Regions from separate parts of the Mus musculus genome. Here region 2 is linked to region 1. A link is a loop called in an ENCODE intact Hi-C map of the cell type or tissue named here. Cell type or tissue: heart. All regions are shown on one strand.

Region 1 (8,000 bases):
GTGAGTGCATATGTATGGCTTCTACCCCATATTTGGTTATTGAGTTCCTGGAAGAAAAACAAATTCACAGACATTTTACTTACAATATACCTTAAGCAGCACAACAGCTTGGCAGCTGCCTATCCTTTATGTTGTTGGAATCTACTTTCCTATTGATAACCCCTAGTAATTTTTTACAATCTCTGGTCACAAAAATTCCATCCCACCTATAGCTCTTCTGCCTAGCTGTTGGTTGTTTGCATCTTTATTTACCAATCAAAATTAACTTGGGTATAGGGTCACAGGGCCTATGTGCAGACTCCAAGTCTTAAGGGCCTGCACTTAACCTTCCAATAAATAATAAAAGACAAAAAAATCTCAAAATGGACTTGGCACTCTGATTTCTCTGTTGGTAATTGGGGAAATGAAAGTTATATGAGCTGTGTGTGACTGACAATGAGAGAAATAGTTACTCTAAAACAAGTATTGCTAGAAATCTAAAACATGACTCCCTCACTAAGCTCTTGGTTTTAGAATTGAGTGTGAAGTGATGATATATTAATGTCTTTAGTTCAAAATATTAGGCTGGGCTTGGTGGTGCACGCCTTTAATCCCAGCACTCGGGAGGCAGACGCAGGCGGATTTCTGAGTTCGAGGCCAGCCTGATCTACAAAGTGAGTTCCAGGACAGCCAGGGCTACACAGAGAAACCCTGTCTCAAAAGAACCAAAAAGAAAAAAAAAACAAACAAACAAAAAAACAAAAAACAAAAACAAAACAAAAAAAAAAAACAACCAAAATATTAGCTAATTAAATGGAAATGATTTCGTGCTCAGCTTGGCATGTCCTTGGCAGATAAGTCAGCACTGGTGGGGTGAATGTTGCTGATCAGTATCTGTCTCACAAGGACAAAAGAAGTGATACAAATACAATGCTTCTAGAAGACCTGACTCAACTCCACGGAGTTCAACAGGACTCTTTTGTGTGCTCGGCACCACCCAGCTACCAGCAAAATATTTATTAAATGTAGAACATGGCTTACTGTATTATTATGGAAAGAAAAGTCTTAGTTTTATATGCTTTTTAAATGAATGATCCTTGAAAGAGGAGTGAGAATCAGAAGCAAATTAAAATTTTCAGTGCTTCCATTTTTAAACTTAATTTTAGACATTGTAATTTGTATTACTAGTAAATTATGTTAAAATTACTACCCTTTTGTAAGATAGTATAATACTAGAGATACAATGTTGCTTCATTTGAACAGTGTTAGTAGCTTTCCTTTTATAGAATTGAGGCACAAAATATCAAGAAAGAAGGATTTTGTTACAATGTAGGAAACTTGAATATTATTTATGCTTTTATTTTCTTCACATATTTTAATCAAAGAAGTATGAAAGAGGGGAAATCCACAAAGGAAATACCACAAAAGATTAATGCCCAATGCAACAATTATACAGTTATATAGTTATTAATAGTAAGCTTGTAAATACATGTGTGAGCGTGCACATACACAATACACACACACACACACACACACACACACACACACACACACACACACCAAATATAATCCATGACAGTTGGTGGAGAAAAGTTGAGGTGCAGTCCAAATAGTCCCTATCTGTGTTGCCTTTCACACTCACTAGTGTAAGTGTGTGAGCAGCAATATTGGGTTGTTAATTGTGAAGTAATTTGGTTTTTTTTTTCTGAGCAATGTAAGATTTACTTTTCTAATAATAACCATAAAAAATTTAAAACATGCTTTTGGAAAATCATTGGCTACCTACACAGTAAGTGCTCTGGACAACTCCGGGATTTCAGGAAGGTATTACTTTCTTAATTGTGTAAAGTATTTAAGAAAAGAAATGTGCTGATGAAGACTGCAAACCTACTTTATAACATGCTTATCAGTGACTTCTACTGTAAGTTGTACTCTAGAGATTTCAGTATGGAATCACACCATTACCCAGGCTGTAATGGCATTATCTGTCCAGGTGGAAAGATAATGTCCAGGGAGTGTGAAAATCAAGAATTTCATTTTATAAGAAAGTGATGTGGACAATTTCATTGCTTAGGACTAGTTGTTTCCCTTGAATTTCTGTGAATAATCACAGCTGATCTGCAGAACTCCTATATCATATTGAAATTCTTCGCTCAAAAAATTGGTTGTGCAAATATGACCTGACATAATATCTCTAATCTTAACAAAATTATTTTTATACAATTGGGATTAGAGTAATTTAGTAAGAGACAGTTAGTTCAAAGCATTTTTAAAATGAGACTATTTAGTCTCATTTGTTAGATCACTGGAGCCTCCATAAGAAATACTATAAATAAGGTTTCTTAAATGTATTTGCTTACAGTAATTCCAAAATAGAGGATATGAGTCCTCTTCAAGTGAGTCCTTTTTCCTGAATTACAGATAACTGCATTCTGTTTGTTCTCACAAGCTCACAGAGAGTAACCAGGTTTTCTTCTTTTAGGAACATCGGCCTTATAAGATCAAAGCTCTAAGCACATGATGTCTTTGAACCCTAATTCATACTTCCTTTAAATAAAGCTTTGGATAAAGAGCTACCATCTACAATTTTTTTTCAGACATGAGACTCTGTCCATTCCATTGCATTACTCATAGACTCATTTTCATACATTATCACATACAAAATGCAGTCAAACTTTGCTCGTTCCAATATTAATAGTAAATACTAGAGTCTTGAGGCAAAAGAATAGTTTTCTTTGGCTTGGTGTCCATCCCTCCCAGCCATCTCCACCCTGTTCCTGAGGTGGGAGTGCTAAGTGTTTAAGCTGTTGTTGCTGGAGGCTCAGTCCTTCCCTTTACTTGAAGACCACGCATACCATAGCTTTATTGGAGACTTATAAAATTCTACAGCCTCGATTAAGTTCTACAGCCTACCTTCCTTCCATCCTTCCCTACAGCCTCCTCCATTCCATTATTTCCAAATGATGATGCTCCTCTGGATAGAATTACATTTCTTCCCTTGAGGTGGCTCATTTAACTGATGAATTATATTCATGTTCTCTCTCTCTCTCTCTCTCTCTCTCTCTCTCTCTCTCTCTCTCTCTCTCTCTCTCACCAGATATCATTCACTCTGTCTACACAAGCTCAGATGTTCACAATAAGATACAAAGGACCAGGGTCTTAGATAACATGAATGCACTGGCCCAAATATGTGCAGTCCAGAAGTCCAAGTTAAATGGCATTCAACTCAACTCCTGTTTTTCTGGTGGTGTTCTCAGTATGTCTTCTCATGGGGATGGAAGCAGAGCCCTCTAGTGTCTTTTATTATAATGACACTAATCCTTTAGGATTAACCTCTGCAATGAGTATTATAGCTTCAATTTATAGAATATAAGGGGGAGTAATTCAGCTCCTCACATCATATTATCTATCTTGGCACAGCACTTTTAAGTTTTTTGTATTCGGTTTGATGTTTAATCCTATCAGAATCTCTAAAACCATCCTAGGCTACTCAAACCCACATTACCTTCAGAAGGTCTTGTACATCTCAGAACTGTTTCCTTGGCACAAAGTGGAGAGTGTAGTTATATGTTAACTATCTGCTACATTCCATTCGGCCAACGCAGTGGACTAATTTTCCCATGTCTGTTTCACATGTGGGTTCCTGTTGAATGGGCCCTCTCTGTCTGCTTCCTAGGATTCTTTAACATTACTATGCCATCTACAAAAGCCAGAGAGGCCATTTCCTGAATACCTATCTACTTTCTATACTTTAAGAACCTCACAATGTAGGTTACCTGGATATGTTTCTGGTTACTGGAGAATAATTCTGTTAAATAACGAGGTTTAGTACTGTTGTATCTGTAGGTATCTGTTGCCTGGTTAATGCAATGCAATATAATGAGTTGCCTCATAGCCTACCCGCATATGATCCCACTATGATGGACGATATCCTTATTTCTTTAAGTTTATTTTGATGAATATTTTGTCACAATAGTAAGGAAAGTAATTAATTCAGGTAATTGGGAACAATAAGTTTGGATGTTAGAGTACAGGAGAGCAAAATGCCAAAAGAAAAATAGAAAGTGATATCTTGATTCCTACTTTCTCTATTCATTCATTCATGCATTCATTCATTTATTCATTCTGTCTAATCCAATATGTAGGTATTTAAGTCTCCTCTCCATCCCGTCCTCTCAGATCCCATATCACCTCTCCTCTCCCCCAGACCCAGTGTTCCTCCATTTCCCTTCAGAGAAGAACAGGCCTCCCTGTGGTATCAAACTTGGTACAATAAGATTCAATAATACTAGGGATATGCCCTCCTTCAAGGCTAGATGAAGTCCTACGGTGTGGCAAAAGAGTCAATGGCACTGCCCACTGCCATTGCTAGGAGTCCAACAAAACTCAAGGTAAATAACTACAGCATGTATGCAGAGGATATGGCGCAGACCCATGCAGGATCCGTGGGTGGCTGCTGCTTCAGTCTCTATGATCTCTGATGAGCACGGCTTAGTTGTTACTGATGGCAGTGTTCTGGTGTCCTGTACTCCTGGGTTTTCAAAGGGTCACAAGGGACTGTGTTTTCCAGTCCACAGATGAGGAGTCATTTTAGCAAGATACTGCACATACTGCATTCTCTCTGTGTCCTAAGAATCTGAGTCAGATTGAGGTCACAAGCATGAAGGAATTTAACAAAGTCTCAAGACCAAGGAATTCAGGCTATGTCGCAGTTGCTGTTCATTCACATCTTCTGCTCTACCATGAAAAAGAGCAGGAAGTGGAACAAAGAAGATGTGAGCATGTATCATTTGGTGGGAAGGAAGGAATCTAATTTGTAGCCAGACTGGAGAGACTGCAGACTGTTCTTGCTGAGGACTTGAGTTGGATGTTCAGCATTCAAGACAGGTGGCCCTCAACTGCCTTTAATTTCAACCTGTCTAGACAAATGGTAGAAATTTATGGCATGCAAGTAATGTTTGGATGCTAGGATACTATGTTTAATTTTTATCGTTAAGTTGGGAGGATATAGAATTAATTATTGGAGACTGAGTAAGGAGACAATATGGGAGGAAATGACATCTTTTTTTGTTTGTTTGTTTGTTTTTGTTTTTGTTTTTTGAGATGTGGTTTCTCTGTGCAGCCCTCGCTGTCCTGGAGCTCACTTTGTAGACTAGGCTGGCCTCAAACTCAGAAATCTGCCTGCCTCTGCCTCCCGAGTGCTGGGATTAAAGGCGTGTGCCACCAAGCCTGGCACTGGAAATGACATATTCTTAAACTTTAATTAAAAAAAAAAAACAATAAAAATAAACAAAGTAAACATAATCTGCCCCAGAAGAAAACAAATTCACAAACTAAGACTATTCATTCTTTGAAATCTGTGAAATTACAGTTCTCTTTCTTTCATGGCTCAACTACAATTATCTACTGATTTCCAGGGGTCTAGCTTTGGGCAGTGTTATTTTCTGCATCATGGACATAGAAATCCTCTTAAATCAGTTGTGTAAAAGATATGGGTATAAGGAGGAAATACCCAGGGAGCTGGGCGGATCTGCAACCCTATAGGTGGAACAACAATATGAACTAACCAGTACCACCACCACCCCCCTACCCCCCTCCTTGGAGCTCGTGTCTCTAGTTGCATATGTATCAGAAGATGGCCTGGTCGGCCATCAGTGGAAAGAGAGGCCCATTGGTCGTGCAAACTTTATATGCCTCAGTACAGGGGAACGCCAGGGCCAAGAGGTGGTAGTGGGTGGATGGGGCAGTGGGGGGGGGGGTGTGGGGGACTTTTGGGATAGCATTGGAAATGTAAATGAAATAAATACCCAATAATAAAAAATAAAAAAAATGAGATTATATTAGAAAAAAAGTTTAATGATGCTGTTGTGTACTTCTCTAAACATAGTTAAACTATTCATAAAAGAGAGAAACATTTTTACACTATTATCAACAGAAAACATTTAGAATACTTTTTTAGACATCAAAAAGAATTTTTTTTGAATTTTGTCTTTTTTTCTTTTGTGACTAGAAACAAAGCAACTTTATTTGGAGGGTGCTGGACTTTTAATGTTATATTTATTGATAATCTTTGGAATGAGGTTTCTGTTATATATCAGATCAGCCTAATATTCAAGTATAATTGAAGGAAGATAAAATCATGTATCTGTGCCACAGTGTTTAAAAACAAAGTCATCATAATCAATTAGTATTTGATATTAAACTATACATTACCTAACTTATATGGCACATTCTTCACACATTGCTACTCTGTTCATTTTATTAAATGTTTCATTTGTGCCAGTCAAGTTATAGTTGTTGCAAAGAATACTAAACATCAAAAATCAGCCTTGACTAGATAGAATCTATTTACATAACTATAACTAGATCAATTAAACTGTGGAACTGCCCTCATAGTAGTCCTGTGAAGATACAAATTACATAACTGCAAAGACTGAGACATCTTAAAGAGTTAGAGAATGCCTTCTTAGTAAAGAAACGTTTGATCTAATAGTTAAATGTTAATGGATGTTACCTGTGGATAATGACAAATACAGGATAGTGTTTTTGATGTTCAGAAGTGAAGGAACAGTATGTGTTGATTTAAAGCTAAAACCTCTAGACCTATATGTCATTTCTGATTAAGAATTTAACTCTTTCATTTGCAACTAATCCCTGCTGGGTAAAGGGAAATTAGTTTTTCAATGAACTGTCACTGGGTACAGGAACCATACACAAAGCCCAGGAGTGACTGACCAACTCAAGATGGCCTCTCGGTTTCTCTTTGGACTTTTTTCTTTGTATTGAATTGTTTTGGTCTGTTATTATTTGTCTTATTGGTTTTATTCGTTTTGATTTTTGAGAGACAAGGATGGAGAGAGGAAGAATGTAAAGCTGTGTGAGTGGGGAGGTGAAGAGGATCTGAAAGAAGCTGAAGGTGGGAAAATAGGATCACGGTGTAGCGTATGAAGAAAATATGAAAATATGCTGTAATTTTTTAAAAAGTACTTTCAGCTTTTCATGTGAAGCACATAAATAGTAATATTAATTGGGCTTTACAGTTCTGTATTTTAGGTATATGATGATTAAAAACAAGTTAGCTGAGCTGTCAGATCATCAGACCGTAATTAGGTCAAGAAGGATAGAGTGAGAATATTCAACATTATTGAGAGAGTAAGGATCACTTTATAATGCAGAAATGTCTGTGGCTGAGGCCATGAAAAGGTATACACCCTTCTACCCCTTATCTCAAAATAGTTATCCTCTGAGAAGTTCCTAGGTTCTACCTAATTTTAGAAATGGTAAAACAATACCAGAGTTTTCACAATAAGAGGAGGAGAACAATGGCCTTTCTCTACACAACGAATAAACAGGCTGAGAAAGAAATTATGGAAACAACACCCTTCTCAATAGTTACAAATAATATAAAATATCTTGGCGTGACTCTAACTAAGGAAGTGAAAGATCTGTATGATAAAAACTTCAAGTCTCTGAAGAAAGAAATTAAAGAAGATCTCAGAAGATGGAAAGATCTCCCATGCTCATGGATTGGCAGGATCAACATTGTAAAAATGGCTATCTTGCCAAAAGCAATCTACAGATTCAATGCAATCCCCATCAAAATCCCAACTCAATTCTTCAACGAATTAGAAGGAGCAATTTGCAAATTCATCTGGAATAACAAAAAACCTAGGATAGCAAAAACTCTTCTCAAGGATAAAAGAACCTCTGGTGGAATCACCATGCCTGACCTAAAGCTTTACTACAGAGCAATTGTGATAAAAACTGCATGATACTGGTATAGAGACAGACAAGTAGACCAATGGAATAGAATTGAAGACCCAGAAATGAACCCACACACCTATGGTCACTTGATCTTCGACAAGGGAGCTAAAACCATCCAGTGGAAGAAAGACAGCCTTTTCAACAATTGGTGCTGGCACAACTGGTTGTTATCATGTAGAAGAATGCGAATTGATCCATACTTATCTCCTTGTACTAAGGTCAAATCTAAGAGGATCAAGGAACTTCACATAAAACCA
Region 2 (8,000 bases), 480 kb before region 1:
CCTGCTCAGATTCAACCACATTTCATCAGTTTCCTGCTTTTCTCTGATTTGCCTTACTCTTTATTTCTAAATCTGATCATAATGAAGCAACGTTGACTACTCCTGAGTGTCCTAAGTGAATGGCTCTTTGGTCACCATGCTGAGCTCTCTAAGGTACCATAAACTATAGTAATCTTATCTCCTGCCTCCATATTCAATCGATTGATTCTGAGTCCTTCTGTTTTTTCACAAGAATGATTTTTAGAATTATCGTATAATTACATCATTTTCTCTCTTCCCCTTTCTTTCTCCCATCTCCCTCTATGTTTTCCCTCCCACACTGCTCACTTTAAAATTCAGGGTCTTCCTTTCTTTAATTGTTGATATATATATATATATATATATATACATATATATATATATATATATATATACATACATGCACACACACACAAATATATGTGTGTATGTGTATATACATATATATAAGTGTAACACAAATGCTTATTTATATTCTAAGTGTAACACACATGCGTATGTATATGTGTGTGTGTTTCTTCATACACAATATAAACTGCTTAGTCTATATAATGGTACTTGTGTATATAGGGTTTCATGGCTGATCATTTGGTACTGAATCCAATTAATATATGCTTTTTCTTGAGTAAGGCTACTTTTTCCATTCTCAAACATTCCTTAATTGCTTGTAGTTCTGTATCTAGGCTTGCAGCTGTGTGAGCTTTCCCATTTTTTTCTTTTAAAGATTTATTTATTATATGTAAGTACACTGTAGCTGTCTTGAGATACCCCAGAAGAGGGCATCAGATCTCATTACAGATGGTTGTGAGCCACCATGTGGTTGCTGGGATTTGAACTCAAGACCTTTGGAAGAGCAGTCAGTGCTCTTAAATGCTGAGCCATCTCTCCAGCCTGGGCTTTCCCATTTTGATGTCTGTATATTTATTGTGTGAGCAAGAGGATGAAAATGTCCTTGTTCAGGTCGTGTTTAGGTGGCCATGTTGGTGAAACTTATGGTGTAGCTTCTGACCTTCCAAGGAGACACAATGTTACAGCAAATGCCATTTTCTTCTTGCTGTTGCAATCTTTCTGCACTCTCTTCTGCTCTGATCCCTAGCAGTAGTTGTAGTATAAATGTGTCAGTTTTCCTGGGGTCTACAACTATGCATTTTGATTGGCTTTGGTTTTCTGTAGTAGTCTTTGTCTTTAACAAAGGGAAGCTTTCTCATAGAGAGGTGACAGCTACACTTATCTGTGAGTATAAAGACACATCTTGAGAATGTAGTTAGAGAACATGCTGGAACAGTAAAGTGGTAGAGGCAGGTTTTCCTCCAAGAGCTATAACCTCAGGAGCCCTGGATAACTGGCTAAGTTTCCAGTACTAGGCACAGTTTCCATCTTGTTGAATGGGCCTGCAGTCCCATTAGACTGTTAGTTCCCACCAGGGACACATGCCTCTATTGCACTCTTTTTATTCATTTTTTTTTTAAGCCACAAAGTCTGGTTTGTGTTGTGCATAAATTTTTGGCCATGTAGCCTTCCACTGAACTCTGGTAGGCTTATCAGGGGTTATACTCTTAGAGAGAAATGGCTTCCTATCTTCTAGCAGCTAACAATTGCAAATACCTTCTTGGTAAAGGCTGGGGCTTGATGTCCATCTCTTCTTTCCATGTTGGGGTTTGGTCTAGCTTGAACTTGCACAGGTCTTGCACATGCCATCAAAACTGCGGTGAGTTCATATGCTGTGTTCAGAAAACACCAATTCCTCATAGTCACCCATCATCTCTAGTTACCTACACTATTTCCATCCCTCCTTCCACAGTTATCCTTGAGCCTTGAGAGAAGAGGATCGGGGACAGATGTTTCATTTAGTACTGAGAACTCCATAGTATTTTTGTTCTCTGAACTTAGGCACATTGTAGATTTCTGTGTTGATCATCGTATACTGCAAACAATGCTTCTCTGTTGTGGGTTGAGTGATAGATGATAAGTCACCGGGAGTCTCGTCACTGGTGATTTAGAAGAATGGTAGTAGGTTCTCCTGTGGCTTCTCTCATGTGGGTTGAATGATGGATAATAAGTCACTGGGAGTGCAATACAACACCCATTTAGAATAATGGGTAGGCTCTCCTATAGGGCCTGTGTCTGGTCTAGCCACAGACTCTTCATTGGGTAATGGTGCTATCTATGTATGGGTTTCATCTTGTGCAACAGGACTTAAATCCAATCAGAACGTGATTACTTCCATGATGTTTGGAGTTTTACTACAAAAGGGAGACTCAAAAATTATAAATAGATGCTGTGTTTATTGACTTAAATAAAATTATTTCACTTTTCTTTCTTTGATTTATATTTTGCTTCTTGGTTTCTTATTTTTAGTGATGGGAACAGAACCTTGAGAACTAAGATGAGTGAGTAATATGCCACCTAGATTCTAATGAGTGATTGATACACTATGACAAGTGTCACACCCCAGTCAATCATTGTTCCGAGTTATATAACCTTAAGCAGAGAAATCTTAGTTTGTGGTCAGACCGTCATCCTTGTCAATTTTGATATAGTAGATGTGACGGACAGTTCTGTTACTGTGCTATAAAATTTGGGAAGCAGGTATCTCACCTCACCTGCATCAGCTCATTTTATATTAAAGTGTAGGTGACAGGCACCTCCTCTGGCATAGGTGAAGAGGAATGTCAGTTACAGGCAGTTCCTCTGGCATAGGTCAGCAGGGATGTCAGTTACAGGCAGTTCCTCTGGCATAGGTCAACAGGGATGTCAGTTACAGGCAGTTCCTCTGGCATAGGTCAACAGGGATGTCAGTTACAATTACTTCTCTAGCATAGCTCACCATGAATGTTAGCCAGATGCACCTTCTCTGGCATAGGTGAGCACAATTTCCAGAATTAGAATTTTAAGACTTATCTCAGGTTTTATTTCTCCATTGACAAACCTGAAGGGTTAGGAAGCTTTTCAAATTTTTCTCACGGTCAAAACAGTGACACTTGTCCTCTACACAGCCATAGTTGCTCCCTGACCTTGAAATTAACTAAACAAAAAGGAGATGAAATAGTTTGAAAACTTGTTTAGATGAGTATGAATGCCTGGGTTGCTGTTGCTGGACAAGGAAATGGGATAGACAGATGATGAATCACATGACTCAAAAACACATGTAAGGAGATTTCACTCCATGCTACTGGAGAATGGAAGTGAACAGAGTCCATACAGGTACAAAAAAAATTATACAGTTAATGTGAAGAATGTACTTAGCTAATTCAGACAGATGCAGATATCCACGGCCAAACAGTGGATGGAGCTTGGGGACTCTTGTGGAAGAAACAGAAGCAGGATTTAAGCCTCTAAGGGGGTAGGAATTCCACAGGAAGACCAACAGAGTCAACTTACCTGGATCCTTGAGGCTCTCAGAGACTGAACCACCAACCAAAGAAATTGCAAGAGGTAGACGTAGGCCTCCTGCACATATGTAGCATGTGGGTCCTAATTAACTGTCCCAAAAGCTGTTGTCTGTACGAGGGTTATGTTCTTCTAGTTGTGCTGCCTTGTCTGGCCTCAGTAGGAGAGGATATGTCTAGCCTCATGGAGACTTAGTATGGGGGCATACCTAGGGAGACCCCCACCTCCTCAGTGGAGAAGGAGATGGGGGTGTGGATTATGGGAGCAGGTGACCACGAGGGGAACAGTGAGTGGCTTGTAAAGTGAATAAATAACAACAACAACAGCATCAGCAACAACAACAACATCAACAACCACATGAAATACTCTCTCAAGCATGCACATACATACAGAGACCAGATTTCCAGTTCTCAATTTCGCTGTTATGTAATAACAAGACCACCCAAAAGGTGGCACTAAAAAACAGTTATTATGTGACTCTTAGGAAAGTTTAGTGAGGGAGAAAAGCATTCGGATCAGTTGCTGGCCTTTTTTACTTCCTAATTTCAAAAACTTTAATTTGTCTTCTCAGCAAACTTTTAAACATTAAACAGCAGCTGTCCTAGACCCTAGCTTCTATTTCAACTCAACACAAAGCCTTGGAAATTAATTTGTGTATAGTTAGTGTGACAACTTCTAGCTTACATGACTAGTACATGTACATAATTTAAAAGATTCATCAGAAACCTCACCCATTACCAAATAGTACTAACAAAATTTTTATCTTGGATTTTGATAAAACAGATACTATTATCTGAATGCAAACGCATACCACTTTATGTCTCAGGATTATAGGAAATGCTAATAAAAATGTCTCATTGGACACATACATATTTATACTATGTTAGATCAATTTTATGTATTAACTGTATATATGTATATGTATGAAATTATAACTTCTGTGTAATTAAACTTGCCATCGTATAGGTACATTAAGAATGTGTCATGGCTGGTTGATATCCTTGGGAGGTCTCCCCTTTTCTGAAGAAAAAAGGGAGGGTGAGTAGATGGGGGAGGAGAGATAGAGGGTGACTTAATCAGGGTTTCTATTCTTGCACAAACATCACGACCAAGAAGCAAGTTGGGGAGGAAAGGGTTTATTCGGCTTACACTTCCATACTGCTGTTCATCACCAAGGGAAGTCAGGACTGGAACTCAAACAGGTCAGGAAGCAGGAGCTGATGCAGAGGCCATGGTGGGATGTTACTTACTGGCTTGCTTTCTTATAGAAGCCAAGATGACCAGCCCAGGGACGTCACCACCCACAATGGGCCCTCCCACCCTTGATCACTAATTGAGAAAATGCCTTACAGCTGGATCTCATGGAGGCATTTCCTCAAGGGAGGCTCCTTTCTTTGTGATAACTCCAGCTTGTGTCAAGTTGATACACAAAACCAGCCAGAACAGGGGGGAAAGTACTGGGAGGAGAGGAAGGAGGGGAAGCTGTGGTCAGGATATAAATAAAGTAAGTAAGTATAGAAAGAATATGTGCATTACACATGCATATACATGATTACACATGCGACTTCTTTCTTTCTTTCCCTCTTCACTTGGTTCTACTTTTTTCATTCAAATGGGAGGAGTCAATAAGCAAATACACAAAAATGTATATATTTCAGAATGTGATTAGTAGCTACAAATAACTTAAATACAAAAAAAAATAGAGACATAAACATTATCCTAGTTTTAAGGAAACCAGCAAACACACTCAGCAAATGAATTTTAGAAGCTATATAGTTTTGCTATGCTATCCCCAGTGACCATGGCATGGGAAGAAAGAAAGAAAAATGGGAACCATTCATGGAACATTCATATTTCTTATGAGAAGTGACATTACATAATCTTCCCCATCGCAGGTGGGTCACATAATGCATAGCAAGAGACAGAGTTCTTCCTGAATTTCTTAGCATCACTACATCACTATAAAGACACACACACACACACACACACACACACACACACACACACTCACTCACTCACTGCCCATAGCTAAAAATCACATAAGGAAATAAAAATTATGGTCCATGGTTCAACTTACATTTCTCCTTTCAGAACATTGGGAAGTCTCATTAGAAGCTTCTTTTCAATGAGTTACCATTTACTGATGACATACACGAACTAATAAAGATGTCCTAGATCAAATCTGATGTAACAAAGTAAAATTATTGCTAGCATCCAGAAAGCAATGAAAAGTGGGTAATTGTCATGGTCCGGTTTTCTTAGTTTCTTCAAGCAACTATAATAAACATACCATTAATGGATTATTTTATATATAAGAGAAATCTATTTCTGTAAGACAGAAAGTTGAAAATTAAGATGAAGATGTATTTCATGCCTAGTAAGGACTTGATGTCTTTTGACAAACATCCTGGAAGATGGACTTCTCCTGTACTTCATGTTCTATTGTGGGAGTATACACAAGACTGTTTCAGAGTGTGCTAGTAGGTCGTTGTTAGAGAGACTACTTAGAGGGGATAAAGGAAAGGAAAAAGATGTTGTAACTATATTGTAACTTCACAAAAGCAGCATTTGTAAGCAGGAGGAGGCTTGCTTTTCTTCCCTGTCATTTCTTCTCTGTGTGGAAGACTCCTTTGATGCCAGACTCTCAGCTGCCCTCACTACTGCACTTAGTCATACACAGCTGAAGTCACTGGGAAGGTTCATGTCATAGATAAGTTTGCAAAGACCATCTGGGCAAGAGGACCCGACATCATCTGCCTCTGCTAACCGCTGAAGATAAGTTCAGAAAGGATGATATCAAATGTCTGTCTTCTCCCACACATGATTGTTGCTGTTTTTTGTTACAAGTGTTAATGAGACCACGTTTCCATGCTGTGACATACCCTCCCTTTGACTCTATCCTAGTTGCAAAAGCCTGGCCGTTCTGTGGTTGCTTGCTCAGCATTTCTATCATTTCTAGCAGTCATGGATGCCGAGATTGTCAGCAAATGCAGTATATCATTTCAGACATCCTTGGTCTGCTTTACTTCACCCCTTTCCTTAAATTATTTCTGTTGGACTAGCTCAGGAATTGTCATATTAAGTGTTATAGCACAAAAAAAATTCCACAGCCGTAAGAGCATCTGTAGCTTTGTAGTGTTTCTAGTGGAGATCAGAGGTTGAGTCAATAGAAAGTTTATAGGAACCTGAGACTTGTTTGCTCATCAGCATTAATTCTTTACGCAACTCAAGGTCAATGGTCCTAGAGAATCTTGAAACTCTATAATGTCTAATCAATACGGATATTTCTGGTGTGTTTGTAATTAGAATGTTTTAACATATATTCAGTGTGTGTGTATGTGTAGGTGTGTGTACATTTGCATGCTTTTTATTCGTGTATGGGTGGTTTCATGTGATGTACCACATTTGCCAACAATCTCTACATTCAAGATTAATAGAGATAGTAGGTCACAGGTCAATCTCAGGTTCTATTCACCTTTCTTTTTCTTTTTCTCTTATTTCCTTCCTTCCTCCCTCCCTCCCTCCCTCACCCCCTCTCTTTCTTTCTTTCTTTCTTTCTTTCTTTCTTTCTTTCTTTCTTTCTTTCTTTCTTTCTTTCTTCCTTCCTTCCTTCCTTCCTTCCTTCCTTCCTTCCTTCCTTCCTTCCTTTTTTGAGACAAGCTCTTTCACTAGCCATAAGCTTGCCAATTAGGTGAGGCGGGCCAGTCAGTGAGTCCCAGAAATCTACCTGTTTCCTCCTCTACACTATCCCACAGCAGGGATCATAAGCATTCACCATCACTTCTATCTTTCTTGTTGACATTTTGTATTTATTGGATTTCATTTTTTCCTCATATATTTTGATCATATGCTTTCCTGCTTTCTTTTTGCCCAGCTCTCCCCGAATATTCCCCATCTTCCTTTTACCCAACTTCATATTCTCTACCCCTCGAAAAGAAACAAATAAAGGAAATAAGAAGAAAAATGCTGAACCAACCAAAAAATCACAAAAACCCATAGATCCATTTTATGTGAACCAGCTACTCCTGATCTTGGGGCTTCCCCTGGAGTGTGGCTGCCCTGGAATGACTCAGTGCAACTCTATTGAAGAATACTGATTTTCCCTTTCAGAGCCTGCATCAGTTGCAAATAGCTTCTTAGTTAGGGTTGAGATAGATCACCCCTAGGTTCTGTGATCTATCTAGTTTCAGGTTCTTGGCCATTTTGGCAGTGTCCGGTATAAGTTGCATCTCATGAAGTGGGCCTTAAGTCCACTAACAAAGTGTTGGTCACTCACATAACATTTGTGCCACTATTACACCAGTATATCCTACAGACAAGTGGCGATTGTAGGGGCTCATTTGGCCAATGAATCAACAGGATGTAACCCATTCCTGGTATTGGAATTTCTATTCATTAGCATAAGATAACTAGTCTGGTCATTGTTTTCTCCGTTATAGAAAAAGTCCGTTTAAATTACTTTCATATACGTATATAGCTTAGGAAGCTTCTATGGTAGTAGATTTTTATAGGATTTTATCTTTTATTATATAATATATTATATAATTATCAATTACACTTATATTAATTATATAATTATATAAATCATTTAA

The links. Hi-C counts contacts between places; a loop is a spot of excess contacts. Peaks named below come from ENCODE experiments on the same cell type or tissue, not always from the same donor. Only the 100,000 strongest peaks of a DNase experiment are listed, where the experiment ranks them.
Region 2: it touches region 1 in a loop (4-fold over the local background); 23 of 42 quality-filtered maps call a loop at or near these places.

The regions. Positions count from the first base shown.
Region 1 is chr16:86,299,415-86,307,414 of GRCm38, forward strand. No RefSeq gene overlaps it. Among named protein-coding and RNA genes, the nearest start is that of Gm32357, 68 kb to the left of the region's middle. In heart, a CTCF peak has its summit at 3,272 (motif pointing left); no DNase peak of the experiment used is centred here.
Region 2 is chr16:85,816,427-85,824,426 of GRCm38, forward strand. 4930556C24Rik (RIKEN cDNA 4930556C24 gene) reads left to right here and starts at 2,785. Exons shown (of 4, transcript NR_040506.1): 1 at 2,785-2,881. In heart, a CTCF peak has its summit at 3,851 (motif pointing right); no DNase peak of the experiment used is centred here; H3K27ac peaks cover 284 bases.